Linked DNA regions of Homo sapiens: regions 1 and 3 are each linked to region 2. A link is a contact called in ENCODE Hi-C or POLR2A ChIA-PET data. All regions are on one chromosome and are shown on one strand. The core of a region is the stretch at or near the end of the contact, and the rest is flanking DNA. Distances in the headings are between cores, read along the strand shown. Region 1 has its middle 15 kb from the start of LINC01960. Region 2 holds the start of CDCA7 (cell division cycle associated 7). Region 3 has its middle 67 kb from the start of SP3.

The links. A loop is a pair of places that touch in the nucleus more often than their neighbours do. ChIA-PET counts read pairs that join two places held with the same protein, here RNA polymerase II (POLR2A). Pooled maps may share reads with other maps.
Region 1: a loop to region 2 is called in a map with no recorded cell type, with 9 times the contacts of the local background. The contact joins the enhancer-like site here to the promoter of CDCA7 in region 2. A Hi-C loop is called at or near these places in 4 of 37 single-sample maps with no recorded cell type and 10 of 50 pooled maps. POLR2A ChIA-PET finds 5 or more read pairs at or near these places in 1 of 52 experiments (OCI-LY7).
Region 3: a map with no recorded cell type shows a loop between it and region 2 (15-fold over the local background). The contact joins the enhancer-like site here to the promoter of CDCA7 in region 2. A Hi-C loop is called at or near these places in 9 of 37 single-sample maps with no recorded cell type and 4 of 50 pooled maps. POLR2A ChIA-PET finds 5 or more read pairs at or near these places in 1 of 52 experiments (A549).

Annotation. Positions count from the first base shown.
Region 1 is chr2:174,038,330-174,041,440 of GRCh38, forward strand. No RefSeq gene overlaps it. Among named protein-coding and RNA genes, the nearest start is that of LINC01960, 15 kb to the left of the region's middle. RefSeq lists a silencer at 1,488-1,888 and an enhancer at 1,592-1,886. Within about 2 kb of position 1,647, at least 29 of the 41 ENCODE cell types and tissues checked have a DNase peak (open chromatin) inside an H3K27ac peak, as active enhancers do.
Region 2 is chr2:173,353,536-173,356,322 of GRCh38, forward strand. CDCA7 (cell division cycle associated 7) reads left to right here and starts at 1,337. Exons shown (of 10, transcript NM_031942.5): 1 at 1,337-1,449. The coding sequence starts at 1,429. RefSeq lists enhancers at 381-1,336, 639-728 and a silencer at 1,279-1,548.
Region 3 is chr2:173,896,944-173,899,738 of GRCh38, forward strand. No RefSeq gene overlaps it. Among named protein-coding and RNA genes, the nearest start is that of SP3, 67 kb to the right of the region's middle. Within about 2 kb of position 1,333, at least 4 of the 41 ENCODE cell types and tissues checked have a DNase peak (open chromatin) inside an H3K27ac peak, as active enhancers do.

The sequences.
Region 1 (3,111 bases), core at 397-2,896, 690 kb after region 2:
AACAAATAAAAAAGATGATTTCCCATGGTGACAGATGCTCTTGGAAAATAATTTGGGCCGGGGGAATTGTGGGATCGGGAGGACTTTTCAGAGAAAATGACATTGGAGCTGGATAAAAAGAAGGGGCCAGTCCAGGAGAAGCCAGGGCAACAATATTCTAGGTAAATAAAAGAGCCTCTGCAAAATGCCCCAAGGTAGCATCAACCTTAGCACACTTGAGGAGCAGAAAGAGGACCACTGTGGCATGACAAAAAGAATTTTGCAAGACTAAATTGTTTTCTGACCTCCTGCAGAGCTGCCGTTGAAGCCTTACTAACTTAGAGTTTCACCTCTGGTTTCTAGACACTACAAGCCCTTCCCGTTTCTCTTTTCTCTTTCTCTCCAGACCAGCTACAGCAAGGAGGGAGATCAGTAGCCTTAAGACCCCATGTAGGACTTAAGAAAGGACTGGAACCAGTTCAGTCCTCCCAGAAGCCAAATGGGGAGGGGGTCCTGAGGCCAGTCTGGCTCCCTTTTTCAAGAATGTGGTTCTTAACCACCTTTGAGCTATGAACTCCTATAGCAATCTGATACAAGCTGGGAAAAATTACACACACACATAATTCTGTACACAACCTCAGAGAAAGCACATTGTAGACCTTCTCCTAAGGTCGCTACTTTGGCAGTTCTTTCAAAACCAGTCCATTTTCTCATTAAGGCTGTGTCCCTTTCACAGAAGAGAGGATGTGTGAAAAAAAAAAACACCTTATAAACAGCAAATCAACCTATTAATACAGCCTATAAATACAAATTCTTGTAAGATATAGAATAGATCGGTCGGGGGTGGTGGCTCACGCCTGTAATCACAGCACTTTGGGAGGCCGAGGTGGGTGGATCACGAGTTCAGGAGGCTGAGACCAGCCTAACCAACATGGTGAAATCCCGTCTCTACTAAAAATAAAAAAATTAGCCGGGCGTGGTGGCGGGTGCCTGTAATCCCAGCTACTGAGGAGGCTGAGGCTGGAAAATCGCTTGAACCCAGGAGGCAGGGGTTGCAGTGAGCCGAGATCATGCCATTGCACTCCAGCCTGGGCGACAGAGTGAGACTCCGTCTCGGAAAAAAAAAAAAAAAAAGAAAAAGAAAAGAAAAAGAATAGATCTTCCATAGAGATGCATCCACATATAAAATATAACCATAATAATGGTGGAAATATATTTACACAGTGTTTTTACTTTGCAGCACACATATATCATTTTATCCCATTGAAATCCTTGGCACATGGTTAGGGAAGACATTGTTCCATTTTATAGATGAGGACACTGAGGAAGAGAGGGCTAGGTGGCATGCCTGCAATGACAGGGCCGGGTGGCAGCAGCACTGGGACAGGAACCAAGGTCTTGTCACTCCGAGGCCCAGGCTTCCCAAGAGGCACACGGCAGGGCAATGCCATCTTGACCTCTCTTTGAAGTCTCTCCATGGCCTTACGCAGGACCTGGAGGCGCTCACGGCAAAGGCAGTGTTTGTGCACGCACACTTGGCCCACATCAGCCTCCTGGTGAGAAACAGAGACACAGAGGAAATGATGTTTTCTAACACAGGGAAAGAAGCACAGGGCCTGCCTTCAGAAATCAAGGTTGCGTAGACAGAGGGGAACTTTTTACTAGGGCTTCCTCTTGGCCAATTAAACCTAATGACTCATTTCCTTTTTCTTCTGAAAACAAAACAGCATTTTCTCCTACCGTCCTGAAGGAGGAGAAACCTGGAAGATCGCCACCTAGTGGCCCAGACCATCAAGATCGTGGCTCCTTCTCCCCCTGCTACCCCGCCCCCACTTCATAGGCCACCTTGCCTATTAGAAAACTGGACCCATACCCCTCACCATGCAGCAAGATAATCTCAAATGGATCAGAAATTCAAACGTAAAAAATGAACACAAACAAGTATTAGAAGACACATCGGTGGACTTCTTTATACCCTGGGTGTGGGAAGTCTGTCTATGATTCAAATCCCAGACGCAAACCAAAGGGCCTCTGGGCGCTTGCTCCTCCAGCTAAGACAGGAGTTGGGGGGGAAAGGGGATGTGTGTGCAATCTTCACCTCCATGTGGCATCTGCCCTACCCCATTAGAGCTAAGTGACTGTCCCCAACCTGGGCTCCTGGGATCAAGCGGAGGGAAACAGATAAAAAACAATTAAACTGACTGGGCCCACTGCCCCCTTTGCCTTCTTGGCAGACAGGAAAAGAGGTCTCAAAGCTGTGCCTCACAAAAAGGAAGACACTTAAGATATCAAGGGGCATGGAGCTGGGCACAGTGGCTCCCACCTGCAATCCCAGCACTTTGGAAGGACAGGCAGGAGGATCCTTTGAGTCCAGGAGTTTGAGACCCGCCTGGACAAAATATTGAGACCCTGTCTCTACAAAAAGTAAAATAAAATAATTAAAAATTAGCCAGGTGCAGCACTGCATCCCTGTAGTCTCAGCTACTCTGAAGGCTGAGGCAGGAGAATCATTTGAGCCAGGAGGTCGAGGCTGCAGTGAGCCAAGATCACACCACTGCACTCCAGCCTGGGCCAGAGTGGAAGACCTTGTCTCAAAAAATAAAATAAAATAAAAAAGTAGTTTTTTTTTCAAATAAAAATTTTAAGAGAGGCATGGAAACCCAGTCCAAGCTCAGCCTGACACCAAAATGAATGCTTTGCTAATGAAAAATAAAATACTCCAACGGCATAAAATAAAGTATTAATAAATTCAACAACTTTAAAAAAACCTGCTGCATGGCAAGAAAATTGGCACATTGTGAGAAATATTTGCAACATTTTCACAGAAACAGGTTAATCTGTAATATTAGGAATGTAATGAACTTTTAAATATTGAGGGGAAAAGGCCAAAACTTGATAGAAAATTAGGCAAAAGGCGTGAACAAACAGTTCATACACACAGATACAAAAATATGTAGATGGACCTTAAAATACAGAAAGATGTTCAACTTCACTCATTATGTTATAAATATATATTAGAACTACATTGAGATACCAATCTTTATAAAATTGACAGAATTTCAGAAGTTTGACCATGCAGTCCATTGGCAAGGCTGTAATGATTCTCATAATCATTGGTGGGAATGCAAAATG
Region 2 (2,787 bases), core at 87-2,586:
ATCTAGTAATTCCAAATTTTCATATATTTAGCTTTAGTGGCACAAAATTATATTCCCAAATGTTTATTCATTCAACAAATACTTACTGAGGGCCCTGTAATTCCGTAATTTCACCACCCACCGATAGCCTCTCCTCCTGGCACTCACCTTCTAGACCTTGAGCTCTTTGTCCCTTGCACAGTGGCAGAGTGATTACTGGGTAGGTATATTTAAGAAAGGCTGGAAGACTCCTTCCAATCCATTGTCCTCGGGCATTATTTACTTGCTCACAGTTTTTGTATTCAGTACACCAAGAGAGGAACACAGTATGTCCATGCACTCTCTTACTGCAAAGGAATTAATTATTCCCCAGAGAAAAGTTTTGAAATGAGGGGGAAATGCGAATGTTTTCATTTCAAGCGCTTGTTTTAAATGTTAAGAGTATAATTAGTGTCTTCTAAAGAAACTAAATTTACTTTTTCTTGTAGAAGCAAGTTTTGCTCTTCACGCACACAAAAAGCCTCGCTTTATTTCATTTTTTCGTTGTAATGCCAAGTTTGGTTAAAAGGGCAATGAAAAGTTTTCTCGTTCGCACTGACTCAGGGTAGTTCTCAATTCTGAAGACAGAGAAGATCATCAAGCCACAATTGTTCAATCTTTAGTTTCAATCCCCAACAGATAATCGTTAAAGGTTAACTATACTATAGACGTCTTCATCAAGCTGCTGCGGCTTTTCTTCTACTTTGAAAACCACAAGTAAACAAGTCGGCTTCCTGTGCTTTTTGGAAAGAAAGATCAGGATTTAACTCATTTTATTGCTTCAGATAATGGTGTGGTTCCCAGATAAGAGGTGCTACATCCAGGGGCGGTGAACTCGATTATGAAGGGTGGAGTTCGTGCTGGATTCTATGATTTTTTAAATCTTGTAAACCGCACGCAGCAATGAAAGTGCTAAACGCCATGGTGCGTGACCCGCGCCACCCTCACGCTGCTCTCCTTTACCCCCCAGACTCCACTTTTCCTCCGCCACCACGAAAATTCTTGCAAATCAGACAGCTAACCCCGGGGCAATACGAACCATTTTCGCGCCACTCGCTCAGGACCGCGCAGCTGCACAAGGAGAGTGGTCCCCGTAGCCCCTAAAGCCCCCCTTTCTCAAAGGGGATTTTAGGAGTGCCCAAGGCTATCCTTTGAGGTCAGAATATATAGGGGGGTCGTGTTTTTTCCAGGGGGCCACCTAGTCTTGCGCCATGTCTGGCCGTTACCACAGCTTGCAGGACCTGTGTCCCAACGCGGGAAAGACAGCCCGAGCCCCGCCCCTCCGGGCCCGGGTCGGCGCGCCCAGCCTGCCAGCCGCGCTGCTGCTGCTCCTCCTGCTGTGGGACCGCTGACCGCGCGGCTGCTCCGCTCTCCCCGCTCCAAGCGCCGATCTGGGCACCCGCCACCAGCATGGACGCTCGCCGCGTGCCGGTGAGGGCTGGGCGGGCGAACCCGAGGGGCGGGCGCGGTGGGTGCTGGACGCAGGCGGGCGCGGGCCGACCCTCTCCAACTCCGCAGCCTAGCGCTGCCTTAACTGGTGGCCTGCCTAGGCGTTGCCCGCTTGGGCAAGCCCCTGATTTTGTGCACCTGGGATAACTGAGGGCCATGGGGACGTTCCTGCGTGGCGTGCGCACCCGAAGTGCGGGCGGCGTGGAGACTTGAGTCGTTTGCAGGATGGCTAGCAGCGCTGGAAAGCCCTAGGCACGTGCGTCCGCCAAAGGCCGGACAGCGGCCGGGAGCGCTGGCCGGTCCCGATTTTGCCTGCCAGGCAGAGCCAGCCTGCCTGCCCCCTGGGAGGTTGTCCCGCAGCGGCCCAGCCCTTTCCCGCACACAACTCGGAGCCAGTGCGTGGCTCGCCGCGTCTATACCCGCGCTCAGTGGGTGGCCCTTGGGCGCGCACCCCGCCCGGCAAGAGACGCGTCCGCTTCTAACCGCTGAGGGCCAGCGCGTCTGAGGTTTAAGGTCTTGCGAACCGGTCTCCTAGAACTTGGGCTGCGCACGCAGTGTGAAGCGACCGTAGTCCCGGGCGGTGGTTAAGTGCATTTAAAGGGCTTGGTGGGTCAAAGCGTTCGCCGACCATTTGCTCGTTTCCTACTTCCTCCACCCCAACCCCCAACCCCCCACCCCCCACCCCCCAGCCTTACTCTTAGCTGCAGGACGTTGCTCTGAGTGGAACGTTACTTTTTGCTCTAACGGAAGCCAGAACGTAGGGTCGGGCTCCTGGAGAGGGTAGAAGAGTGGGGGTTGGGTGAAACGGAAGACAATGACATGTTTAAAATAAATATCAGGGGTTAGGGACCCTCGCGGGGGTGGGTGCGATGGGGCGTGGTTTCAGAGCTGAGTCGCCGCCCCGGTGGAGCTGGGCATTGGCTTTCCGGATGAAGAAAACCATGTGTAGCTGGTCTTGGAACCTGACATGCCTGAGTTCAAATCTGAGCCACCATGGGACTTGAGTAATCCATTTCGCTTTCCTGAGCCTCAGTTTCCTCATTGGCTAAGTGAGAATAACGATAGCACCTTTGTTGCAAAGAATTAAACCTGACGTGAAAGTGTACTTAACATAGTGCCTGGCACGAAAAACGCCTACTATAAATGGTATTAGTTATTACTTACCTGCCAAAGAAGTTCATCTCCGTCTTGACTATTTGCCTTGCTGCTTTTTTGTGGCTTTTCCTCCAAAGATACGTTTGCCTGGTAAATAACTCTTGGCTTGTGCTGACTTGTTAAAGCTCAGCCTGTATTTCTCGGACAGCTTCCAATAGAATGCCG
Region 3 (2,795 bases), core at 83-2,582, 540 kb after region 2:
TGTCAGTGTATGAAATGCCACTCAATTGTACGCTTTAAGATGGTTAGTGTACAGCATGGTGACTATGGTTAATAACAATGTATTGTATACTTGAAAATTTCTAAGAGAGTAGATTTTAAGTGTTCTTGACACATAATAAATAAGCATGTGAAGTAATGCATATGTTCATTGGCGTGATTTAGCCATTACACAATGTATAAGTATACATTTCAAAATATGCTATATATCATAAGTATGTAAAATTTTTGTCAATTAAAATTTTTTAATGCTAATGGCTCATTTGTTTATGTACATTTATCTCAATAAAAAATGAATCCAACCTAGATTATATTCATCTTTGTACCAATATAGTCATAATTTTAAAAATATATTTATGAAGGAGTCTATAAGGCAAAAGTGCCTAGGACCTATGAAAGTCATAATGCAGCCCTAACCAAGTGCACAGGATGCAGAGACAAGTGGAAGGAACCTGAGCCATCTGAGTGAGAAAGGGTAGTTGGTCAGAGCACAGCGAGTAAGGGACAGGCTCATGTGTGCGGAGGCTGGGGAAGCCGGCAGAGGCCCAGCCAGGCATGGCAAAGCCTCGGGATGCTAGGTGAAGTGCCAATAAAGAGTTTTAAGGAGACTGACATTTTCAAAGATCACTCTGGGCTGCTGATTGGAGTGTGGACTAGTCAGAGTCAGGAAGAGTGGTTACGAGGAGCCCAGATTCCAGGATACTGCTGTAATCCAAGCAAAAAATGATGGCTGTTGCTCGGATGCTGGTAGAGGAGATGTAGAGAGATGCATGGCTTTGAGACACTTGGACAATCAACAAGATCAATATGGGGAATGGGAAGGAGAGGGTGTCAACGTTAACCTTCCCCTTTCTGGCATGAGCATCGAGAAGCATATGACGTTATTCATTGAGATAAATACTGAAGGTCCAGGTTTAGGAGTAGACATTCAGAAACTGAATTCTGAACACATAAAGTTTGAGGTACCTGTGAAAGTTCCAAAACAGGGGCCAAATAGGTAATTCAATATTTTACCTGCAACTCAGTTGAGGAGTGGAGTGAAGATGGAAAACTTGGGAGTTGCCCACGTCTGCAGTAAAAGGAAATCCCAAGAACAAATGAGATCATCCAGTAAAAGAGTGCGGATTGAGAAGAGAAATCAGCTCAGGATCAAGCCTGGGAAAAATTCGACATTTAACTGCCAGGTACAAGAAGAAAAGCTAGCAAAGGAGAGAGAGAAGCGGAAAGAGGAAGAAGGAAACAGCTGGGCCATGGGTAGATATTAGGAAAGAATCTACTTCAACAAATGGAGAACAGCCAACTGATGTGAACACTGAGGTCAGGCAGTATGTGAATGTTTCAATGTTACATGCGTTAGTGACAGGGAGGTCACTGTTGACCTTTTCAAGACCATCTTTAGTGAAGTGAAGGAACAGAAACCAGATGGGAGTTATTTGAGAGGAGAGCAGGGGAAAAGGAAGTGAAAAGTGTGTGGGCAACTCTTTCAAGAACCTGATTGTGAGTGAGGAGTAGGTGACAATGAGACAAGGCGAACCCAGACTTCACTCACCTAGCTGCCTGCCCATGGGGCAATAGGGAAACTAAGACAGAAGTAACTGCCAAAAGCAAAGGAGTTAGCAACCCGGTGCTGCTAATTCTTAGAGGTCAATGACGAGCAAGGCCTAGGTCCTTCTGCAGCTGGTTGCCTGACAGTCTAGCAAGTTGATAGAACCCATGCCGTGACCCTGTTAATTTTATGACTGTTTGCAAAGGGACAGTTTTCTCTGCCCTTGTAGAGCAAAACCAGGGAGGAATTTAAGTTTGCAGCTTGCTCCCCACCAGATCTCACAGTTGTGATGGGATAAAGTCCTCAAGAACAAAGAAGCTGCGATCACACTGAGTCAGAGTCCAAAAAGCCACCTTCAAATAATGTTAAGACTGTATACCACCTTTGGTTGTTCTTTAAGTACAGAGTGTTAAAAGAGGTCGCTCAGCACTGGCGCTGCAGGCTGAGTCCGGCCCCATGATGCTCCCGCACATTCTAGGACACCTTCTTTCTCCACAGCCATAGCTGTTAACGGCTAACTTCTTTCCTCCGAGCCTTTGCCCTCTGTGTCCTAAGTTTAAATTCTAGGACATGAGAAATATCTCAAAAAACTGTCCCTTTATCCTTTGCCAATTGAAAAAGAAACCAGCCCAGCAGAGAGGAGACTAGGTAACACAAGACCTTGGTTCCGGATGGTGTTCACACCTACTGTCGCTTTTGCTGTGCGTCATCAGTCACATAATGACTTATAGGGCAGAATATTGCTTTAAAAAGTTGGTTTTGGCCAGGCGCGTTGGTTCTCGCCTGTTATCCCAGCACTTTGGGAGGCTGAGGTGGGTGGATCACGAGGTCAGGAGATCGAAACACGGTGATATCCCGTCTCTACTAAAACTACAAAAAATTACCTGAGCGTGGTGGCATGTGCCTGCAGTCCCAGCTACTGGGGAGGCTGAGGCAAAAGAATTGCTTGAATCCGGGAGGTGGAGGTTGCAGTGAGCCGAGATTGCACCACTGCACTCCAGCCTGGGTGACAGAATGAGACTCCATCTCAAAAAAAAAAAAAAAAAAGTTGGTTTTGTGCATATGTTGCTGCCTTATAGTTTCTAGTCTCCATTTCAGGGTTGACTCACTGTCTCCAATATTGGAGTAGATTTGAGGAACACTTTGGTTAGAAAGATACATTCCCATCATCAACTTTTCTTAGTTTTTTGCTGCCCTGAATTTGGCTTATCAAGTGAGCCTCAAGTTTAACA